Linked DNA regions of Mus musculus: regions 2 and 3 are each linked to region 1. The links are chromatin loops, found by intact Hi-C in ENCODE. Cell type or tissue: heart. All regions are shown on one strand. Each heading gives the region's core, and the rest is flanking DNA. Links, peaks and the distances in the headings are about the cores only.

The links. Peaks named below come from ENCODE experiments on the same cell type or tissue, not always from the same donor. Only the 100,000 strongest peaks of a DNase experiment are listed, where the experiment ranks them.
Region 2: it touches region 1 in a loop (2.7-fold over the local background); 2 of 42 quality-filtered maps call a loop at or near these places.
Region 3: it touches region 1 in a loop (2.2-fold over the local background); 6 of 42 quality-filtered maps call a loop at or near these places.

The regions. Positions count from the first base shown.
Region 1 is chr12:84,967,415-84,973,260 of GRCm38, forward strand. It overlaps Arel1 (apoptosis resistant E3 ubiquitin protein ligase 1), which reads right to left and starts at 3,435. Exons shown (of 20, transcript NM_178065.5): 1 at 3,215-3,435. It overlaps Fcf1 (FCF1 rRNA processing protein), which reads left to right and starts at 3,516. Exons shown (of 8, transcript NM_028632.2): 1 at 3,516-3,551; 2 at 3,801-3,868; 3 at 5,576-5,647. The coding sequence starts at 3,549. In heart, for the core only: no CTCF peak of the experiment used is centred there; a DNase peak (open chromatin) is centred at 3,487; H3K4me3 peaks cover 2,406 bases; H3K27ac peaks cover 1,592 bases.
Region 2 is chr12:84,918,307-84,923,652 of GRCm38, forward strand. Arel1 (apoptosis resistant E3 ubiquitin protein ligase 1) reads right to left here. Exons shown (of 20, transcript NM_178065.5): 18 at 2,952-3,041; 19 at 2,374-2,549; 20 at 1-2,274. The coding sequence ends at 2,172. Among named protein-coding and RNA genes, the nearest start is that of Ltbp2, 44 kb to the left of the region's middle. In heart, for the core only: a CTCF peak has its summit at 2,430; no DNase peak of the experiment used is centred there.
Region 3 is chr12:84,781,841-84,787,186 of GRCm38, forward strand. Ltbp2 (latent transforming growth factor beta binding protein 2) reads right to left here. Exons shown (of 36, transcript NM_001370743.1): 31 at 4,516-4,644; 32 at 4,134-4,271; 33 at 3,888-4,055; 34 at 3,364-3,645; 35 at 2,914-3,063; 36 at 1,372-2,555. The coding sequence ends at 2,410. Among named protein-coding and RNA genes, the nearest start is that of Isca2, 11 kb to the left of the region's middle. In heart, for the core only: a CTCF peak has its summit at 2,835 (motif pointing right); a DNase peak (open chromatin) is centred at 2,881; H3K4me3 peaks cover 418 bases; H3K27ac peaks cover 882 bases; H3K27me3 peaks cover 3,036 bases.

The DNA.
Region 1 (5,846 bases), core at 426-5,425:
TAGATTAAAAAGTAATTAACCAAATAAATGTTTGTTGGGGGAACAACATATGGCCCATGAGATAAATGTAAACATGTAGTTTGAGACTAGAAATAATATCTCTACATTAACTTGAAATATAAGATGTTCCCTAGGGGCTCTCCCACTAGTCGTAATTCTATTCAAATGTATTTAGACCAATTAATAAGGAGAACAAAGTCCAAGGCCAATTAAGTATTCAAACTGTGGACTCAGGGGTCTCAGAGACTCTTTCTCTTCAGGACTACAGAAAACACACAATGAACCACTAAGAAGGACTAAAGTAATTCTTTCCCTCACGAGTGTGCAGTCAAAAGTAATTACTTCCCACTTCCATTCAACACAGTCAAAACCATGCTACCTTCCATCCCTATCAAAGGATGGCATATAATAGCTGAGGCTTTAATCGTAGGCTTTAAGATCCCCAGATTATGACAAAATTACAATGCAGCAAAGCACTCTGCTAGCTATGTTCTCAACCCCACAGTTCTCATACTCTGCTAGCTATGTTCTCAACCCCCACAGTGTTCCTCCACTGATTCAGCTCCTTATCAAGTATTAACAATCAAGGATCAGAAAGTTCTCAGAACAGAAGCTGCAAATCGATTTAAAATAAAAGAAAAAAAAAAAAAAACAGATTTCAAGCTTGAGAGGAAAGGGCTTTTCTTTCAGTCCCTGAATTTAAAAGCAAGTTACAAATTACCTAGCTCGGCAATTTTCTCTTTGAGTGCTCTCAATCAAGTGCACAAGGATGCAGTCTGTCTGTCTCTGTCTCTCTTTTTCTCTCTCTGTCTCTGTTTCTTTCTCTCTCTCTTTTCTAATCAGTCTCCAGATGGTTTTTCTTTTTTTAATAATTGACCATGTTTATTAAAAAGGCTAAATACCGGTGGGCAGTGGTGGCACACGCCTTTAATCCCAGCACTTGGGAGGCAGAGGCAGGCGGATTTCTGAGTTCGAGGCCAGCCTGGTCTACAGAGTGAGTTCCAGGACAGCCAGGGCTACACAGAGAAACCCTGTCTCTAATCTCCCACCCCCAAAAAACGGCTAAATGCCTAATCACTAACATGTTTCTTTTTTTCCCCACATTTTTTATTAGATATTTTCTTCATTTACATTTCAAATGCTATCCCAAAGTTGCCTATTCCCTCCCCCCGCCCTGCTCCCCTACCCACTCAAGCCCACTTCTTGGCCCTGGCATTCCCTGTACTGGGGCATATAAAGTTTGCTAGACCAAGGGGCCTCTCTTCCCAATGACGGCTGACTAGGCCATCTTCTGCTACATATGCAGCTAGAGACACGAGCTCTGGGGGTACTGGTTAGTTCATATTGTTGTTCCACTTATAGGGTTGCAGACCCCTTCAGCTCTTGGGTACTTTCTCTAGCTCCTATATTGGGGGCCCTGTGTTCCATCCTATAGATGACGGTGAGCATCCACTTCTGTATATGTTTCATTTTTTAAAAATATGGGTGCTGTTAATTCTACCCATGAATGGTAGCCTGGCAGACACAACCTGTTGTGAAAAGATAAGGAACTCCCGGTGGGGGTAAAGCAGAAGTAAAGTCTCTGAAGACATGTCAATAATAAAATGATTTCAACACCAAAAATTCACAACCCACAGATGTGTGAACAACAGAGAGACCTGCACACATATGAGTCTCTCAAAGAGAACAACAGGAAGGACAGCAGTTTCACATTCAAACCGACACAAAATGACCCGTTATAGAGACCTGAAAGTTTAGTAAGAGTTCTGAGGTTCGCCAACACGGTCAAGTTTCAAAATAGTAAAAAAACACATGAACACTCAAGTGGTGTAACCTTTCGGGCTGGAAAAACTTGACAGGAAATGACTGAAAAGACTTTAATGGCAAGCATCTCTAGGGACGATGCTTATGACTATGAAAACACAGGTCGGTCCTAGTGGTGTCTGGGTAATATAGGTGCTGTGATGATGAGCTTAGCTTTATACACAAAGAAACAGAGGCACCAACTGATGGCCCAAAGCAATGCAAATAAAGCAACTCAAGAGAGGGAGTGAACTGCAGCCAGTCAAACGCCCGAGTCCCATAACCAATGCACTGCCTCGCACTGTTACACCTCGAACACCTCTGAACCCAGTAACACTAGGTCAGTGTCATGCAGTAAGAAAATCACAAGCGAACCAAACTGACCTCTGAGCGTCTAGGGCACAGCTTCAACATCGGTAAAACAAAGGTATCAAAAGAGTCAACTAAGATGAAGTTCACATAGCCTACAAGTCTCATAAACTGCACATCCACTTCCAGGAAAGCTGTCCCTGGCCTTCCACAGACTCTCAAGGGGTAAAAGAAACCTCTCTCCGGATGGCTAAGAACAACTAGAATACATCCTAAAAGCAAAGACAAACAAGCAAACGGAAAACAAAACCAAACACTGCCCAGTTTCGCTTTCTCATTCCCACATATTCTCCCTCTCCCATTAAGGACTGCACACCAGGCTTCACAACGAAGAGCACTGTTCCCCATCACATTCCAGGCTTGCTAAGTAGTTGCACATATAAGCTTCTGCACCTGTTTTTCTTGTGATCGTCTAAAAAAGGCCACTGCGACTGGGATAATTGGCTCAATGAGTAAAATACCTGCTGACCAAGCAAGAAGCCCTGAGTTTGGTTTGCCCAGGATCTGGTTAGAAAACAAGCCGGGGAGTAGTGGGCTTGTCCACTCCAGCACCGGAGGGCAGGGATGGGAGTATCTCTGGGGCTTTTTGGTCAGTCAATCTAGCAAAAACCGGAGGTGGAGGTGTTTCCAGGTTGGGTAAGACAGACTGTTTTCTAAAAAGTGGAAGATAAAGACAAGCAGCTTCCTCTGGCTTCTGCTCTGAATTTCTGCTCTGATGCACCTGCACGCTCGTGCTCGTACACACACACGGGAAGAGAGAGAGAGAGAGAGAGAGAGATGCAGACAGACAGAGACGGAGGGAGAACATTGGGGGGGGATGTCCTCCATCGCTATTACATTCCTCTCTTTCCGAAGAATCTTACGCCCAGCCTCACAAGTTCCAAGCCGGCGAGGAAAACCAATCAATAACCAGAGCCTCAAGGCTGAACTACAGAGCCAAGGCTGAAATGATGTGCCAGAGGAAAACCAGAATGTACTGTCAAACTATGGGACGCCCAGGATTCCCGACCCCTCTGCCCTCGTCCCCTCTTCTCTCGCTCGCCTTCAGCAATTCTGGTGCCTACGGTCGGCTGGGCTCTGCCTCCGGCTGCGGCGTGAAGAAAAACGTTACCCGAACGGGGGCTGCAACGTGGCCAAGTCCTAGTTCTGGGGTCCGAGGAAGCAGCGGCCTCATCCAGCACAAATCCTACCCTCCACCCGCCCCCCAAAAAAATCTCCAGTGTCGATCTCCGCCAGCGTTAGGAGCCGGCTCGGAGCTTTTACGTTTCCCAAAGTAGCTTCCGCCTCCGGGTTGGCCTTTGCCGGAAAGAGCGTGAGGATGACGTAAAGTGTCGCGCTGCGAGCGATTCCGGAAGAAACAGGAGTGCGGCGTGAACATGGTGAGCGGAGTGGGAGAACTTTGTCAGAGAGTTTTGGGGAGCAAACGGGAGCTCAGCCTTTGGCCAGATATAGACTCGGTGCTTCCTTGTTTGTTTGTTTGTTTGTTTGTTTGTTTAATTCCATTCTGGCCTTAGTTCGAAGGGAGTAGGGAGGGGGACTGAGTGCTGTTTGGGGAGGGGCAAGAAAAATAGAAGAGAACTTTAAAAGATGTTTTCAGCTCTTTTTAACTCGAAAACTTCTGTTTCAAGGGGAAGCAAAAGAAAACAAGGAAATATGCGACTATGAAGCGAATGCTCAGTCTGAGAGACGAGCGACTGTGAGTGGTCAGAACCAACTGGTTTCTTAAACTGATCAGAACTACAGAAGTCACGATGGGCTAAGTAGAAACATCTGATGTACTGGTTTCTTAAACTGCAGAAGTCACGATGGGCTAAGTAGAAACATTTGATGTTTTTTTGTTTTGCTTATAATGTCTTAGGTCTGTGTTGCATGGAATTATAGTCACACATTCGGTGGGGCAGGGCATGGTATCGTTGTGGGAAAGCCGGTGAGGAGGTCATACCATGGCTGTCTTCAGGTCCTGCCACCCAAGTTTAAAAAGGACGATGGGAAAAGTCCAAGATAGTCCCATTTTATAAGTTGTAAGAATTCAGAACCTTGCCGGGCGGTGGTGGCACACGCCTTTAATCCCAGCACTCGGGAGGCAGAGGCAGGCGGATTTTTGAGTTCGAAGCCTGGTCTACAGAGTGAGTTCCAGGACAGCCAGGACTATACAGAGAAACCCTGTTTCGAAAAAAAAACAAACAAACAAACAAAAAAAGAATTCAGAACCTTCGAACATGCTAGTATGATATTCCCATTATAAAGAACACTCAAGGGGCTGGTGAGATGGCTCAGTGGGTAAGAGCACCTGACTGCTCTTCCGAAGGTCCAGAGTTCAAATCCCAGCAACCACATGGTGGCTCACAACCATCCGTAACGAGATCTGACTCCCTCTTCTGGTGTGTCTGAAGACAGCTACAGTGTACTTACATATAATAAATAAATAAATCTTTTAAAAAAAAAAAATAAAAATAAATAAAGAACACTCAACCAGTTTCTCTGTATCGGTAAGGACTGGGTAAACAGTTAATTTAATGAAGACTGGGCTTCTTCGTGTTTAAGATTTTCGGAACAAGAGAGTGGTCATTAGAACCTTCAGAATTATTATTCTCAGCTTCTGATGTGGGTTTTTATTTTATCTAACAATGTCCCACTGATCACTTCCTTGTGTTGAGTCTTTATTTTATACGTGTGTTATGTTTCAGGCCTTTATAAATAACGTGGAGAAACTTTCCTCCTAAACTTGTGGTTTGAGTCCTTTTTGGTTTGATTTGGTTTGGTTTGTTGTTGTTGTTGTTGTTGTTGTTGTTGTTGTTGTTTGAGACAGGGTCTCACTAAGTAGCCTTGGCTACCCTGAAACTTGCTATGTAAACCAGACCTCGAATTTTTAGGGCTCTGTCTGCCTCTCTCTCCCTGGAGCTAGGAGGGCCACCATGCCTACCTTGGGATATTCAGAAGTCTTCAGCAGGTTAATAACAACCTCTTCACGGCCTCTTACACGTGGTTTGTTTTTGTTTTTTTTTAGCATATATTATACATAACAATAGATATCATTATGTTATTTTTCAAGTGGGTATATAATGTACTTTGAGTAAAATCAACCCCCATTTATACCAAGAAAAAAGTTAATAATTAGAATTTATTCATTAACAACATCTTGAGTTTATTAGCCTTACTGATTAATTTTTATATTTTCTGGCTACTTCCTGCTCTATTTACTTGTTCTCATAGTATATGTTGATGCTAACATCACAAAGTCCACAACTGGATTTCTTTGGTAGCAGAAAGAGAATGGAACTTGAGGTGATAGAGATTGAGCCCAGGGCTTCACGCGTGCTAGGCCAGCCCCAACAAACTGAAACTTCCAAATGAAATTTCAACTGCATCATGTTTCCCTTCTCTGGATTTGCTTTTTTTGCAGTAAAGAAAAGGATAGGTTGAAGCCTAAGAAGAAAGAGAAGAAAGATCCGAGCGCGCTGAAGGAAAGAGAAGTGTGAGTACTAAAAGCGTCAGCTTGCCTTTCCACTCAGACACTAGAAAGCAGTGGCCCTGTAAGATTCCAGGCTTCCCTGACTTCATTGCTTGTCGAGTGAAAGTGCTATCGGGGGGCACATTCTCATCTCCATGCTTTGAGGTTTTGAATCCCATTGAGCAATAAATTTTCCCTGAAGGCACTAGGACTAAACTTTTTT
Region 2 (5,346 bases), core at 347-5,346, 49 kb before region 1:
GACACCAAAAAGCCAAAAGCCAGGAGGGCAGCTGGTCTCCCAAGTACCTATGTTACAAAGCACAAACAAAAGAACTGGCCAAAATAAGGAATATGAATAGAAAATTGACCAAGAAATAACACATGTTTTTATCTGTCCAACATACTGTATCTCTTCCCCACACTGGCTAGTACCAAAGCAGTATTAGAAAAAAAAGGTAAAAGAAAATGCAAAAGAGAGCAAAATGCTTCTGAACAGTCAGGAGAGTGAACTGGAAGAATAGAAAACCACACAGTACTAGAGGATTTTTTTGTTAAAGACTCTGGTGCCTAAAGACCAACCTGGCATGCTAGCTGCCCCAGCTGGGCTGCAACAGCGCCTAGGAGACTCTGAAAAAGTGCTACGACTAGAGCTTAAAATGAGAGGTCTAGTCACACACACACACTGACCCCCTGTGTAGTCTGCAGAGGGGTGCTGGAGCCTGGATTGCAGAACCTAGGAGGAAGAACCGCCCCAAACGGCCAAGCAGCCATGTACCCAGCTGGAAGCCCCAGCAGAGGCTGAGAGGCAGCAGAGTAGTGGCTAAATGATCTTGTACGTGTTCCTTGGGAAAACTGTGGGCAGGCGGCAGCACCTTGTCCCAGTCCCTGAGGAGAGCAGTGACCATGTGGCATGGAGGATCCTGGGTGGAGAGGTCCTGATGCCAGGTCCCAAACCCCGAGGATAAGTGAGGTGAGCACCCACGCCAAGAAAAGACAGATGATGACTGCAAAGGAGGTCAGGCAGGGTTCTAGCAGCTCAGGAGAGCTTGTTTCTCGTGATCCTGGGAACAGGAGGGCTCAGACTGCTTCCAGGAGGCCAAGGCACTGTCACAAGAACTGCCTTGTCTCAGGATTCGGTGTACTTGCTGGTTTTGGCAATAAAATGGCTTGTAATATTCTGAGTGAGTGCCCCATGGAAAATAGTGGCTTGTAGGAAAGCCTTATTAAAGACAGAAACTGGGAAATCCATGTGATATTGAGCCTTCGTGTTGTTTTCATTCAAACACTCATGAAAAGATGCTATCTTCCTGGAGACTGAGAAGTTCTCTTTGATCACCATGTAACTGTGAACCCAATATAGCGTTCTCCCTCCATGGTTCCCCCACTTCCTGGTAACTGATGAAACCAAGTCCTTGGAATTGCTAGGTATTTACTGCTGCTGGGTCTCCACCTTGTCTGTCCCCAGTGGCTTCACCGCTCCTTTGCCTTAGCACTGCCAAAGATCACCACCACAGCTGGCAGGCTCTGTCCCAGTCTGTTGCTCCCAAAATTCTTCCAGCAGAATGCTAAAGACAGCTCTTAACAAACTATGTAAGTCGGAGGTCAGTCCAAGTCCTCCTTCAGTGCAAAGAACAATTCAGAGGAAAGCATCAGTAGTCTTCAAGCCATCCACATGCCTGGACACGGCCCTTCCCCACGAGAGAAGCGTACCCAGCACTGGAGGCTGCAGCGCAGACATCCTTCACATTCTTCTGACTGCTTTTCTCACTGGCTCAAATTCAAGAGAAAGCTTAGCAAATTCCTTATAGATTAATGATCATCTTTAAAAATGCCCACAGGGAGTATCTTTTCCAGTTCTGTCACCTTAAAGACATCCTTTTGTACTACCAGTCCCCATGAGAACTAATCCAGTGCCATGGCCTGTGCCTGCCATTATGTGGGAGGACAAATCAGACGGCTTGTGTGGGCCACTTTCTAGCTGCACTTCTCCTGACCACTGATGAGAAGAGGTGATGCATTACCCAGTCTGGTCAAGTAGTGAGCTCAAGGAGGGCTGGAATGAGGCATGGTGGAAGGGTCTCACATGCTGGCTTTCCAACAGAACTGAGTCCTCTGTGTTATGAATGTCTCCCAGCCACGGAGGCAGATCCGGTCACAGAGATCTTCAAGGGACCAACGAAGTGACAGCAGCATGGTCCTCCTCTCATGACTGAGTAGAGCTCAGATAGGTGCCACGTGCTCAAGTGGCCTGTGGTGAACGTGGACAGGTGAGGTAAGAACAGGGCTTGCAGATGACAGAATACTCCAGACACAAGGGAGCATGCAGTATCTTCTGGCTAATGGTTGTGGTTAAGGTCAGTGGCTATGCTTGTTAACATGTGTCCAGATGCTCTAGAGAGCTTGGGAGCCAAGCAGGTGACAGAGGAGCGGTCAGAGCATGCCAAAGCCCTCGCAACCCTCACTGATGGCCAGCTGTAGCATCCTGTGCACCTCTTCATATGAGTCATATGTAGGGAGGCACAGTTGGTTAAAACTGGAAAAACAAGGAGGAAGATGATGAATTCATACTACAAGAAACATGGGCAAGGGCTAGAAAGAGACTCCCCCACCAGGGATGCTTCGGGCAGCCTACCATGTGTGTGCAGTAGGAAGCGTGCTATGGGTTGGAGCAGCAATAATCTGAAATGAGGGACAGAGGGCAGCAAATCCTCCAGGTGGGAGCTGAGAAGAGCCTGTTGTAAACTGAAGCAGCCTAGCCAGTTCCTCCTGGGTCAGACTGGAAACCACAGCCCAAAACCACCTCATGACCTGGCAGGAAAAGACAGGGCTTTCATCAACATGACATGCAGCCTAAGATCTGACTCCTAAGGAAGGACCAGGATACTGTGGGGAGGCACATGCTCCCAGTTACAGCACTATGAGGCATGAATAACAATCCCTGCAAGAATTTACATTGTCACAGGATCAGCGGGTAATCACCAATTGATTGCTTGGCTCTGCTTACTTCCATTCCCACCCATTACCGCAGTGGTAGTCAAGGCACCTGTCTTTAGGGACCTGAGCTCCTTTCGGCTTGGATAACTACCTGTTTTCCCAGAATCATTGTTTTGCCAGTCAACATGTCAACTTCTTCGACTCTTCTACATTTGTCTTCTAAAACCATTCCACTTAAGTCAATACCAACCCAACTGTGAAAGCTTAGCCCATTACCTTTTCTCTGAAATGCCAGGATCCACCAACCACTACAGCATGGGCTTTGAAGTCAGATACATTGATGTCTCCAGTCCCACACATCAGCAGCTAGACAGACAGAAGGACAAAGACATTCTATTTAGTCAGTTACCTACATACATGGGTATGCAGAATGAAACCAATGCCAGGAGAAAGACAGAAAATGAGATCACAGTGCTAGAATGAACTGTAATAGGCCAATGATTCCTAATTAGTGTGGGATTTCAAAAAAACAAAACAAAACAAAACAAAAATCACAGTATTAATAAATCCACACCACTTACACACACACACACACACACACACACACACACACACATACACACACACACACACACACGATTCAGCAGAAAACAAAAGTGATTATTGTGCAAGCCAGCCAACCTGAGTTGGATCCCTAGAACGCACAGTGGAGGGGTGTAACAAACTCCTAGAAGTGGTCCCCTGACCTCGGATATACCACAGCACACAATAAGCTCTGTGGCACATGTATGCCTGTATCACATAGACTGGATTTAAAAGACAGACAGATGAGTACACTAGGTACTGAAGCAGAATCTCTGAAGTTGGATTATACATTAATACAGCTGAAGAGGTTTCCTAGGTGTTTCTGACGAGTATGCCTAGTTAAGAACTGCTAAGGTGGCTTTGTCATTACAGAATGAAATGAAAGAAATAAAATAACTGCGTCTGTGTTCTAGTCAGCAGAGGATTGCCCAGGGGAAGGGCCCTTTATGAGTGCTTTCTCTCAGGTCTAGCCCCCTTTCGTGGGCTGAACTTTTAACTGCTTCCCTTTAGCTCTGCTTCCAGTTGAACAGATAAACTAAAAGGATGGGGGAGGGGGGCGCGGGGAAAGAGAGAGGGGGAGAGAGAGAGAGAGAGAGAGAGAGAGAGAGAACATTAATGACATCAGAGCCTTAAATATCTTGTTGATGTCCTAATTTGGCTCAAGAGCCAGCATGTTACTTAGCAGACTATGAATATCCATCCAATAGCTGTAAGGAATGATACCTCTTAATAAAGAGACAAAAAAGCCCAACTTCAGCCCTGGAAGCTTTAGTTTCTCGAAGACCATGCCAAGTTAATGAGTAGCTCGGAGCAGCCTGAGGAACTGTAGACTGCAGCTTTTCTCCCATTCTCGGATGTGTTGTCTCCAATGCTCACACTACAACAAAATACCCCAGGGCCCCAAGGCAGCAGCACAGGTAAGAGGTCTATAGAAATTCTAGACTGAGAATTCATTGTTTGGATCTTACATCTCCAGGCACTGCCGGTGATGAGAATCACAGAAGCTTGACTGTTCTCTAGCCGAGGAAGAATTACACAGCATCACCTGATGATACTGACAATAGCGGTTTCCTTACACATTTTAAAGTTTCTCTTTTGTTGTTGTTTTGTTTTGTTTCTGTGTTTTGAGATGGGGCTTCTCTCTAGCCCTGGCTGTCCTGGAACTCCAGAGTGCAGGAAGGATTTCTAACAGGAACGTTATGAAGAACTTTGACTGTACATATCATGTGTGAGGAGCAGCAGCAAGAAAAGACAAGCTGACTCTCTTGTTCTCGACTCCTAAGGCCTTTCATTCAGCTGACCATAAAAATGGTGTTTAGCCAGGCGGTGGTGGCACACACCTTTGATCCCAGCACTCGGGAGGCAGAGACAGGCAGATTTCTGAGTTCGAGGCCAGCCTGGTCTACAAAGTGAGTTCCAGGACAGCCAGGGCTATACAGAGAAACCCTGTCTCAAAAAAACAAAACAAAACAAAAAAAAAATGGTATTTAACCATCTTAGAGCTAACTTTGGGCTGACAAAATGTGAAATCACCGTTACTTAGATATGTAAATACATGCACATGTTCTCACACTCTGTGACACTACAGATATGTAAACACACGTGACTTTAATATGACCCATTCTGTGTCTTTCACTAGCATAGAGCCTGGAGGGACTTCTGTCTTCTTCACTGCAGTTTCTCTGGAATCTCAGCACACAGCTCATAGTTCACACACCCCTAAAAAATATACTCTATAATCCACTTAAATATGAAGACTATATATTATGCAAATACTCATTAGTCAATTAATATCAATAATACTTGATAAATATTAATGACTACTCTTCATAACTACTTGCTGCTCTATAAATTTCAACATTGTAATTTTTAAAAGATGAGACAAGGTGCACAGACATACATGCAGGAAAAGACTCATATACATTTTTAAAAATTTCTTTTAAAGTGACTCTAACTCCTGTATAATAAACGTCTTTCTGGCTACACAGTGAGACTGTCTCAATCCTCTCATTTCCCAAGAAGAAAGAATGGGCTTTCTTGCCGCACCACTAACAGAAGGTATAGCAAGCAGGGGCCCGTGAGGCAC
Region 3 (5,346 bases), core at 347-5,346, 190 kb before region 1:
CTGTGGTGGCCCACACATGGAGTTCCAGCACAATGGAGGCAGAGGGTCACTGGTTCTGGGCCACCCTGGCCTGCTTAGTAAGACTCTGTCACAGAGATGGGGGAGGGGTTGCTGTGCAGGACAGCATACACTGCATATTACTTCTGTTTTTAATAAAAGGCAGTATGTGTACGTGCAAGCAGCCTGTCCAAAGGCTGACCGGGCAGACAAGGGGTGGGGGGCTCTGAGGGCAAGCGCACAGTGCCAGCAGGGCATGCTTGGCGATAGCAGATGGTCTTTGAGGATGGGTGTAAGGTGGAGTCTGAGGTTAGTAGTGGTCCACTCTCCTCCTCAGACACACAGCAGCACATCTCCCAAGCTGTTCTACAGCCTCTTCCTCTCCCCCAGTGTTCCCAGGGTATCCTTGACAGGTGTTTACACTGCTGTCTTGTCTCAACATTCCTTCGTAGTGGTTTCTAATCTTCTGATTACAAAGAGCTCTTCAATAAATACCCTCTCACACACGTGATTTCATAGTTAATGAGAACATATCTGAAAGTTAAAGTCCTAGGGGTGGAATTACTGGGTCAGAGAGTTAGTTTTGTGCCTGTTATAACTGTGAGAGACATTGTCATTGTGCTCGTTAGACACTGAGCCAACATACACGTCTATCAGTTGTCTCGAGAGTCCTGTTCACCCAAGGCTAGCCACCTAGCAGTCTGAGCAAACTTTGATCTTGGCTAGTCTTTTAAAAGTGTCCCCACTCTCCTTACCCCTCCCTCACGGTGTTAGGGAGAGAACCCCAGGATCTTGTGCACGCTAGGTAGGCACTCTATCAAGTGAGCTAAATCCTCAACTTTCCTGTACTCTAAGTGAAGTTTCTGTTATTAGCAAAAGAATATTTTCATTGGTTTAGGAACCATGTGTTATTGTCTGCTCAGATACAGCGGCCTATAGAAAATTATTTAAGCTCCCCATGTCTCAGTTTTCTTGCCTGCAAATAGGAATAAAGTAGCAAGTGAGCTTGTTGGATGATTAAATAAAATTTAGGCACAGCAATCATTACAGTGCTCAGACAGTAGGCACCCAATAAGTTATTTGATGGCTGACAATCAGAGCAGCAGGCAGGGCAGATTAGATTTAAGAAGTAGCAGTCATCACCATGTCCTCTGTCAGATGCAGCCAGTCAGGGGAAGGCAGCCAGTCTGCTCTGCCTTAGGATAGCATAGAACCTGCTGCACTGTACCAGCGCTGCACTGCCCTGGAGCCCAGTCATGCGGGCTCGTGGAACTGGATGTGGAACTCATGCAGGTTCATCTCTAATCTGACCTTTAGATTTAACCAGTGTGATAAAAATGGTATAATAGGAAATAAAAACTAAGCACAGAAGGGTCCAGATGAACATTTTATTCCCCCATGCTCCTGAACCCCCAGCTAGCTTGTATGGAAGTGCATTTCTTAGAGGGAACAAGGGCAAGTGCTTCTGAGTGGAGGAGATAAACAACTTTGAAAACCTGGCCTCCTCTGCCAAGACCAGCTGAAAAGGAGACCTTTATATTGTTAGCCCATCTATTTGGGTTTCCCCATAGGGATAGATGTGCCTAAGAAAGGCCTTTGCATATGGGCGCCAGAGCTTATGACAAGCCTCACTGCAGGCACACAGAGCCTCTAAGGGGCTTCAAGTACTTATTTGCCCAAAGCAACTCAGTGTTTTTAGATTTCTTTAACTCTTGGCTCCTCCTTTCGTATCAGCTCGCCATGTTTTCCACATCACTCTCTTGCCGTACTTTCTCAGGCTCACTGTTCCTCGTCCTTTGTATTTCTTACCACTCAGCGAGTTAGTATTAGTCTTCATCCTCTGAGATGAGGGGCTGCAGAACTGTCTAAGAGATGGAGATGTGGCAAAAAGAGCTCATGCCAGCCTGGCCGAGTGGTGGTGTTGGTTCTGAGAGGTGACAGGAGCTACTCCCCAAACCCTCTCTTGCTCCACAGACTGTGAAGAGACCATCCCTGGGCGGATGCAGCCACTGTCCCCATTACAGAACAACTAGGATGATGTGTGGCTCGCAACTGGAAAGGGGTACCTGCAATGTTTGCACAGCCTAAGAGCACAGCCTGATGAGTGCCCTATAGTGTGGTCCCGGGGACAGACTGGTGGGCGTGTCTCATGGCCAGTGGCTGAAGCATTAAGATATTTGTGGTGTCTGAGCCAAGCAATGGCATAGAGGCAGTGATGGAAGCTCACACCCAGAGTTAAGCTGGAAGAAATAAAAATTTGGCAAGGCTGGCAGAACTGGGTCCAGAGCCCGGGCCTGATGTCATCACGTCATCTTCCCAGCGCGATGTCTTCCCAGCTAGGGAAGCAATCTTAAGTCCACGGCCTATGGCTGAAGCCATTTTCCAGATAGCTGCCCACACAAGCCCTCACTTCTACTCCTTGGCCGCACAGTGTGGGGGGCCTGGCTCTGCCACGTAACCTGGCGAACAGTGGCAGCGATAGGAACCCTCTGTGTTCTCACAGTGACCGTGTGCACAGAGTGCTGCAGGCCCGTTCAAGTCTTCACACTCGTTCACATCTATGGAAGCAAAGAAGAAAGCTGCAGGGGTCTCTGGGTCCCTCTAGCCACCAGCCCCTTCCCCCTTCCCTGGATATGACACCCAAAGGCCCCCTCTTCAGACCCCCTGCCTCATCAGGCCGCCCCAAACAAGTCAACTAAGGGACAGAACCCAAGAAGCAGTCATCTTAGCATGCCCAAGACTATGCCTTCGTGTCTTTGCTTCTCTTCTGTGGAGGATGGACCATTAAACCTGTCTTTGGGGCTTCCACTTTCACTAGCTTGACACACGCCCACTAGGGGGCAGCAGCGTGTTTCCCGGCTGCCCTAGCCGGGAGTCCTGTGGTAGGCGTGGTTCTCCAACTCACTCCAAACTCACCCACACAGGCCATGTGGGCCGCATCCAGCTGGAAGCCCTCAAAGCAGTCGCAAGTGTAGCCCTCCCGCACACGCACGCAGCGGCCATTCTCACAGCCATTCAGGATGCCACATTCCTCAGCCTGAAGGCCTTCGAAGGAGGCCAGGGGTTCTAATAGAGAGTCAGAAAGAAGAAGGCTGAGGTCTGAGGGCGTAGGTTCCCGTGTCTCTCACCCTACACCCTCCAGTACAATGGTGGTCGCTGTTGCCTGCCGAGGGTGGGGTTGTCAGTGGATCGCAACAGCCCTACAGAACGACACTGCAACAAAGGTCACACTCTCCTTAAGGTTTGGGGTGACGCTTGGCTGCCTGTGCCCAGTGTATTTCCCCTTCCCTGTCCTCCCCTGGCAGGCAGGCAGAAGGGGTGAGAGGACGGCAGGGCGTGGCTCTTCTCCAGTTTTGCTGCACGTACCTGAGTGGCTGGCTAGATAGTGAGGCTGAAGTTCAGAGGGCTGCAGAGGAGGCTCAAGGACAGGTGTGTTGTCTCCCGGCTGGCTGGCTGGGTTGGAGAAGGGAGGCTCAGGGGCAGTGTCCTCGGGGCCTAGGTAGTTATAGAAGGGAGCCCCATCTGGGCCGTAGAGGTTTTCAGGCAGATCGTCCAGGCCAGGGCCATACTCATAGCCTGGCCGGAAGTGGATCCCTGCTCCGCGCTCTGCCTCAATCCGAGCCACGTTGCACAGCTGAGCGTAGACCTCTGTTGGGGAGGACGGAGAAAGGTGCTGGGTTTTAGTTCCTGCTAGCTGAAGCTCGGTAAGCTGGCCCAGCTGGCTCTTGGCCCAAGAGGAGAACACATGGGGGTTCCTGACCAGGCTTGCGCCTTTCTTTGTCCTGAATGACCTGGACTAAGGGCAAGGCCTGGGCTTCCTGATTGCTCTCTTTTCAGGGTGAGGTATCCCCTTCCCAGAGCTATGCCCAGATCTGCAGGTACCCTCTTACCAGAGCTCCTGGGCGGGCACAGAGCGCATTGCTGGCTCCAGGCCTCCCCATCTTGGCAGCAGCATTCTGTATAGGTGGTATGGTGCCCACGCAAGGGCTGGCTGCACACATCATTGGTGACTTTTTTCCAGCAGATGTCCATGTGGATGTCATGGTCAGGGAAGTCCTCTGGTGGCACACACCCCAGAAGACTGTGAGTCCCAGGCCAGGTCTACACCCCTGATGTCCACACCCCCATCTACTCACCCGTGCTGCTGGTGCTGTTCACACAGCGCTGCCCACTGAGGTCTAGGGTGAGGGGGGGATTGCAGAGGCAATGGAAGGAGCCTTCTGTGTTCACACACTCACCGTTCTCACAGGCCAAGTCCTGGCATTCGTTGTGATCTGTGGTGTGAGGAAAAAGTGGAGAAGGTCCAGAAGTGGCCTTTTGACAATGCTCACAGAAGGGTTTGTCTAAGGAGGCCCAAGAAGATGCCCACCCAGGAAAGGCTCTCTCTAGGAACCATCTCTGACAGCCTAGAACTGCCCTTGCCTCACACCCACCTGCTGCAGTGGGCATCTTTCCCAGGAAGGGGGACTCTTAGCAAGAGTGGAACTAAGGATTAGCAGGGCCCACGTGAGTCCTCACCCTGGCACTTCCTGCTGGAGGCATCATAGTGGTAGCCAGGGTTGCACAGGCAAATGTAGCCAGGCACTATGTTGAGGCATCGGCCATTCTGGCAGAGAGCAGGCCCAAACAGTACACATTCATCGGCATCTTCGGGAGGACAGAGTGAGGTGAGTGGGGGGGGGGGGGAGGAAGAAACGGCAGGAAGGGGTACTTATAGTCAGAGGCTCTACATCCAGCCCTCTGAGTGAGATGGGTAAGTTGCTTAGGTTCTTCTTGCCTCAATTTCTCCTCTAAAATACTGCTTAACCTCTTGCAATTGTAATGAGGATTAAGATATGCTAATATCCCTAAAGCACTTTAAATAGCACTTGACACAAAGCAAGCACTCAAGACAAGCCGCTTGGTGTCCAGTGGGAGAGTGCAGGAAGCCACTGGCTTCAGTTCCAGCAACACACACACACACAGGCACACACATCACTCACACACATGCACACATATGCACACATCACACATACACAAGTGTGCACGCACACACACCCTCACTCATACACTCGCGCACACACTTTTTGTTCCCATTATTTCCTTCTCAGGACTAGCTTTCTCAATAAGGCACCAAGGGACCCAGTACCTGCAACTCTCCAAGAAGACAATGAGCTCCCCAAGGTTTCTGCTTTGGTGAGTGGAGCCAGAGAGACAGCTACTGTCCTGACCTGGGTGGCAGTGCAGTACCTACCCCAGTCTATCCTTGTGTCCGGGTATGGTGGTGGTGAGGTTAAACACCATGGTGCACCCTCTAGACTTGAGGGCACAGGGAAACTGAGTTCAGGGTCATGCAAACACTTCAGGAGG